Regions from separate parts of the Homo sapiens genome. Here region 1 is linked to region 2. A link is a contact called in ENCODE Hi-C or POLR2A ChIA-PET data. All regions are on one chromosome and are shown on one strand. Each heading gives the region's core, a stretch centred on a gene start or an enhancer-like site at or near the end of the contact. The rest is flanking DNA. Distances are from core to core; before and after follow the strand shown.

Region 1 (2,700 bases), core at 38-2,537, 70 kb before region 2:
AGGGCCTCCTCGCCCTCCAGCTCCTCTTCGCAGCGTGCACGGTAGGAGCGCAGCAGCGCCAGGCACCAGTCCTCGTCCACGCGGTAGCGTGCATAGAAGGCGGCCTCCTGCGCCAAGCTGCCAGCGCGCAGCCAGCGGGTGACGACGGCGCGGCCCTCTCGCGCCATCACGACGGGGTAGCGGTGCTCCAGCAGGCGCAGCAGCAGCTCATTGCCCCGGTTGCCCTCCACGTCACCAGGTGACAGGGGGCGCAGGCGGCCCGAAGTGCTGACCACGTCATCCTGCGTGCGTCGGAGCAGCAGCACCGGCCCCGGGTAGCAGCACAGCTGCTCGGCCACGTTGAGGTTGAAGTGCTCGCGCACGGTGCGCACCACCAGCCCCTTCCAACTGTGGGGCATGACCTTCAGCGCCAGCGGCACAAGGTCGTCGAAGGTGGCGTCCAGCACCAGTGCACCCAGCTCCGGGTAGGTCATGGTGGCCCAGGTGGCCGTGAAGCCGCCAACAGACCAGCCGTAGACCACCAGGTGCGCGGGCGGGAAGTGCAGGCGGTGCAGTGCGTACTCGACCACCACGTCCATGGCGTTGGCGTCGTGCTGAGGGAAGGGCACGCCAGTGCTGCTGCCGAAGCCGGGGTGGTTCCAGCCCAGCACGGAGTAGCCGGCCTCGAGCGGTGCAGACAGACAGCCCATCTCGTAGAAGCCCGCGTTGCCTTCGCAGCAGATGACGAGGCGCGGCCCGTGCACGTGGCTGCCCGGGTGCTGGCGGCGGTCCATGAACATAGTGTCGATCTCGTTGCCGTCACAGGCCACCAGCTTGGCGCGCCGGCCGTGGTAGCGCTCCACGAGGCGCTCTTGGCCCTGCTGCAGCAGCGGCAGCAGCGCGCGCGTCATCAGGGACACGGAGCCGGGGTACACGAGCCAGCGGCCCAGCGAGTGGGCCAGCGCGTAGCTAGCGAGCTGGCCGGGCAGCTCGCGGAGCTGCTGCAAGAGGCACTGCGCCTGGCTGCGCGCCCCACGTGGAGGCCGCCCCAGCGCATCCCCGCCCAGCGTCTCGTCCCGCAGCAACCACACGCCCGCCGCGGCTGCCGCGCAGGTCAGCGCCCGGTGGCTGCTGCTCCGGCCCACGGCGCGCACGTCATCCCAGCGGAAGGCCACGGGCCAGCCGCGGAATGGGTAGGTGTAGCTGGCGGTCAGGTAGATCTTGAACACGCGCACCAGCGCCTTCACGAAGCAGATGACGCACATGAGCGGTGGCCCTAACGCCCAGCCGCTGGGCCGGGATCGCCGCGAGAGGCACAGGGCAGTCTTAGGGGATACCGGCTCCCGGACAAGCCCTGATGGCCTTTGTGACCTGGCCTTCCAGGGCGGAGGGAAGGCTGCATCCTGTTGCTAGGTGATGGGTGCACAAAGGGTTCCCAGAGATGATGAACCCAAGGTTCTGCCCGTCCCCCGCCTTCGCCAAGACCCCACCAGCTAAACGCTCCCAGGCCCAGCTTTCCCACCCATGATTTGAGCAGCTACTGTCTCCCTCTTTCTTCCTTATTTATTTATTAAATTGAGATGGGGTCTCACTATGCTGCCTAGGCTGGTCTTGAACCCCTGGGCTCAAGCGATCCTCCCGCCTCCACCTCCCACAGTGTTGGGATTACAGGTGTGAGTCCCTGCACCCCGCCTCCACCTCCCACAGTGTTGGGATTACAGGTGTGAGTCCCTGCACCCCGCCTCCCTCTTCCTTAAATTTAAGATGGACAGCCCCACGGGCCAAAAAGGGACAGCAAGGCCTCCTCCGCCTGTACCAGGCTTGCTGTGGGTCCTGCAAGTTTCCCTTCAGGGTCTGCTGGTTTAAACCTCATCTCCCCAGGACGGCCGGGGTCAGAGACAGGGCTGCTGCTGCACCAAAAAGGCGGTATTTGCTCTCGGCCCGGCCCCTCCTCTCCACACCTTCCTTCTTCGGTGCTGACCAGAAACAAGCCCTCTCCTTTTCTGGATCCTCTTTTCACTGGCTGCCAGCAACAGCAGTGACCTTCTGGGGCGGGTCCTGCCTGGCTGGGGTTCCTCTTTCTCGCTCCTGGGTCGAGCCCCCACTCCCAGGCTGCGCCTCCCTCTTTTCTGGAGAGGTATCTTTTCTCCTGCCCTGGAAAGGGCCAGCCCACCTGAGGGCAGGGTCGGAAGCCGCCTGCCAGGAGGAGCCCCAGGGAAGAGGGCAGCTCCAGGTACTCAACAGCTCCCCAGACCAGAAACAAACATGCTACAATCAGGGAGTTTGGCAAATCCAGCCAGAGCCTCTGAGCCCAGGTGCCAGGCCCGCCTGGGACCCCAGCCTTCTGGGGAAGGGGTAGTTTCAGGCTGAAGCACCCCCTCTCTGCTCTCCTGCTCAGCGTCTGGGTTAGAGGCACTGCCTGACCCTAACAGGCCCCGCCCCTAGTTGGGGGAGTCAGCTGCTGCCTTTAGGGGTTGGGGGACAGAAGACAGGGACCAATTAACAAAGGGAGCGATTTGGGGGGCTATTACCCCCATTCTAGGTTGCCAGATAAAATACAGAATAATATGCCAGTTAAATTGGAATTACAAATAAACAAATACTTTTTGGGTATAAGTATGTTCCAACTTCTGCTTGAGACATTATTTTAAAATTGTTTATCTGAAATTCAAATTTAACTGGATATCCTGTTTTTTCTGTTTGTTTGTTTGTTTGTTTTTG
Region 2 (2,700 bases), core at 179-2,678:
TCAAGCCCGGGGCCAGTGTGGGGCGGGATGGGGCCTTTGTTCTCTGCCGCCGTTGAGGCAGCACCTGGAGTCAGGCGGGGGCCTGGTCTTGGCATCTTGGGGGCTTGAGGCCCTTCCTGTAATGGTCAGCGGTCACCGCCGTCACAGCCCTCGTGCCCGGCGGGCAGGAAGTGAAGGGGAGGCTGGGCCCGGTCTTCTGCAGCGCGTCTCCCGGCAGGCAACACCGGCTGTGGGGGCCTGGGAACCCCACACCATCCAAGGAGGGGATGGCCCAGGACCCTGAAGGCAGAGACAGGCACAAAAGCTTCTCTCTCCTTTCTACCTCATCTTCCCGGCCTGTGAAATGTGAGACAGAATAATTACTTTTCTCAGGACATTTTAGGCTGGGCGTGGTGGCTCACGCCTGTAATCCCAGCACTTTGAGAGGCCGAGGCGGGTGGATCATCTGAGGTCAGGAGTTTGAAACCAGCCTGGCCAAAATGGTGAAACCCCATCTCTCCTAAAAATACAAAAATGTCAGCCAGGCGTGGTGGCGGGTGTCTGTAGTCCCAGCTACTCGGGAGGCTGAGGCAGGAGAATGGCATGAACCTGGGAGCGGAGCTTGCAGTGAGCGGAGATCAAACCACTGCACTCCAGCCTGGGGGACAGAGCGAGACTCCGTCTCAAAAAAAAAAAAAGAAGAAAATATTCTGTCATGACTAAGTGAAGGTGTGTATGTCGTAACCAGTCGGAGCCCAGGAGTGTGTGATACAAAACTGCTGAGCCCCCGACCCCGTCCCCCATGAGGGCTGCATGTGGGGGCTCCTTGCCGGAAGGACATGTAATACTCCCACGCTCGCTTAGTTTTCTCCTATTAAACACATTTAGCATTTCAGGTGAGTCCTACTTGACTTATCAGCTGGAGAATGGGGTTTGTAACGGGAGAGACCCAACCACTGTTTCTTTCCCAGGCAGGGCTGTGGGGTGAACGTGTCCCCTTACGATTTGTCTGTGGAAGTTCTAGCCCCCTAGGACCCCAGAATGTGACCTTATTGGAAACAGGGTCACTGTGGATATGATTAATTAAGATGAGGCCGTGGGGGTGGGCCCCTACTCCCGGACGACTGGTGTCCTTGTGAAAGGGTGACATTTGGACACAGACGTGCACACCGGGAGAAGCCGTGTTGAGACAGAGGCAGAGCTCGTGCGATGCCTCCACACAGAACGCCGGCTGGGGGAGGGGCTGGAACAGGCACCAGCTCGGCCGACATCCTGATTCTGGACTTGAGAATACGTTTCTGTTGTTTGAGCCTCCCAGGCTTGATAGGGCGGCCCCAGCAGACGAGAACAGGCGGAGGACTCACATCCCTGAGTCTAAGGAGAGACAGGAGAGACTCCGGGACGGGGTGTACCCAATTCAGAAATGATTCTGTGTGTCCTGTGACTCTGTGAGGCAGGGCTGTCTTCTGATGAGGGGGACCCAGAGACCAGTCGTGTCTCAGACGTCCAGGGCGCTGGCAGCCGCAGGGCCTGAGCTCCCTCCTGCCCTGTCCCAGTGCTGGGCAGGGACCCAGGCCTAAGCCAGGAAGCCTCCCTCCTCCAGAAGACTTCAGCTCGTTTGAGCTCAGAGTTTTGGAAATTTTCAGGACTAAGGCTATGAATGCTTTAATTCCTTATTCTGTGGTTTTTTGTGTAAGAAGTTTTTTTTTTTTTTTTTTTTTTTTGAGATGGAGTCTCGCCCTGTCGCCCAGGCTGGAGTGCACTGGCGCGATCTCGGCTCACTGCAGGCTCCGCCTCCCGGGTTCACGCCATTCTCCTGCCTCAGCCTCCTGAATAGCTGGGACTACAGGCTCCCGCCACCATGCCCAGCTGCTTTTTTTGTATTTTTAGTAGAGACAGGGTTTCACCATGTTGGCCAGGATGGTCTCGATCTCCTGACCTTGTGCTCCACCCTCCTCGGCCTCCCAGATTGCTGGGATTACAGGCATGAGCCACCGCGCCCAGCCTGGAAGTTTTATTCTTTTTCCTTAAGAATGTTTCTTCAAGCGTGAGGGATGGCCACAGTGTAGGTCATTTAACCGAGTTCTCAGTTTGGGTAAGAGTTGCTCAGCCACGGCTGGGTGTTCTCATCGTTCCTGGGATATGCCAGTTGCCGTATGTGGGATTCTGTTCAGAACCCCATTAGCCTCGAGCACGGAAACACGTGGCAGACGTCCCACCCTGGACGCACTGGTGCCCTCCGGTGTTTGCTGCCCTGCTTCAGGCGGAGACACAGGCCTCCCGCTGCACACCTGTGGATGGGCTCTCGCGTGGGTCGTCCTCCCACTGGCCGCACTCTGTGCCCCATGGCCCTCCTGCGCCCCGCCCGGCGTCCTCTCACGGCCTCTGTCTGTGCTGAGCTTGGGTAACTCTTGTTCTTACCTCCACAGAGTCTGTAGAAGAGGCGACACCAGGGCTTCCAAATGAACAACCGAAAGGAAGATATGGAAATCACGTCCCACTACCGGCACCTGCTGCGGGAGCTCAACGAGCAGAGGCAGCACGGCGTCCTGTGCGACGTCTGCGTGGTCGTGGAGGGCAAGGTCTTCAAGGCGCACAAGAACGTCCTGCTGGGCAGCAGCCGCTACTTCAAGACGCTCTACTGCCAGGTGCAGAAGACGTCGGAGCAGGCCACGGTCACGCACCTGGACATCGTCACGGCCCAGGGCTTCAAGGCCATCA

What was found. A loop is a pair of places that touch in the nucleus more often than their neighbours do. ChIA-PET counts read pairs that join two places held with the same protein, here RNA polymerase II (POLR2A). Pooled maps may share reads with other maps.
Region 1: a map of heart right ventricle shows a loop between it and region 2 (5-fold over the local background). The contact joins the promoter of ABHD16B here to the enhancer-like site in region 2. A Hi-C loop is called at or near these places in 76 of 168 maps with a recorded cell type or tissue (B cell, CD14-positive monocyte, CD4-positive, alpha-beta T cell and 44 more), 37 of 37 single-sample maps with no recorded cell type and 49 of 50 pooled maps. POLR2A ChIA-PET finds 5 or more read pairs at or near these places in 21 of 52 experiments (AG04450, BJ, CD4-positive, alpha-beta T cell and 16 more).

The regions. Positions count from the first base shown.
Region 1 is chr20:63,860,085-63,862,784 of GRCh38, reverse strand. ABHD16B (abhydrolase domain containing 16B) reads right to left here and starts at 1,287. Exons shown (of 1, transcript NM_080622.4): 1 at 1-1,287. The coding sequence starts at 1,244. It overlaps ABHD16B-AS1 (ABHD16B antisense RNA 1), which reads left to right. Exons shown (of 2, transcript NR_165314.1): 2 at 1-1,570.
Region 2 is chr20:63,790,499-63,793,198 of GRCh38, reverse strand. It overlaps ZBTB46 (zinc finger and BTB domain containing 46), which reads left to right. Exons shown (of 5, transcript NM_001369741.1): 2 at 2,409-2,700. The coding sequence starts at 2,442. Among named protein-coding and RNA genes, the nearest start is that of ZBTB46-AS1, 16 kb to the left of the region's middle. Within about 2 kb of position 1,428, at least 8 of the 41 ENCODE cell types and tissues checked have a DNase peak (open chromatin) inside an H3K27ac peak, as active enhancers do; they include heart left ventricle, heart right ventricle, ovary and 2 more, where a contact is called at or near this core.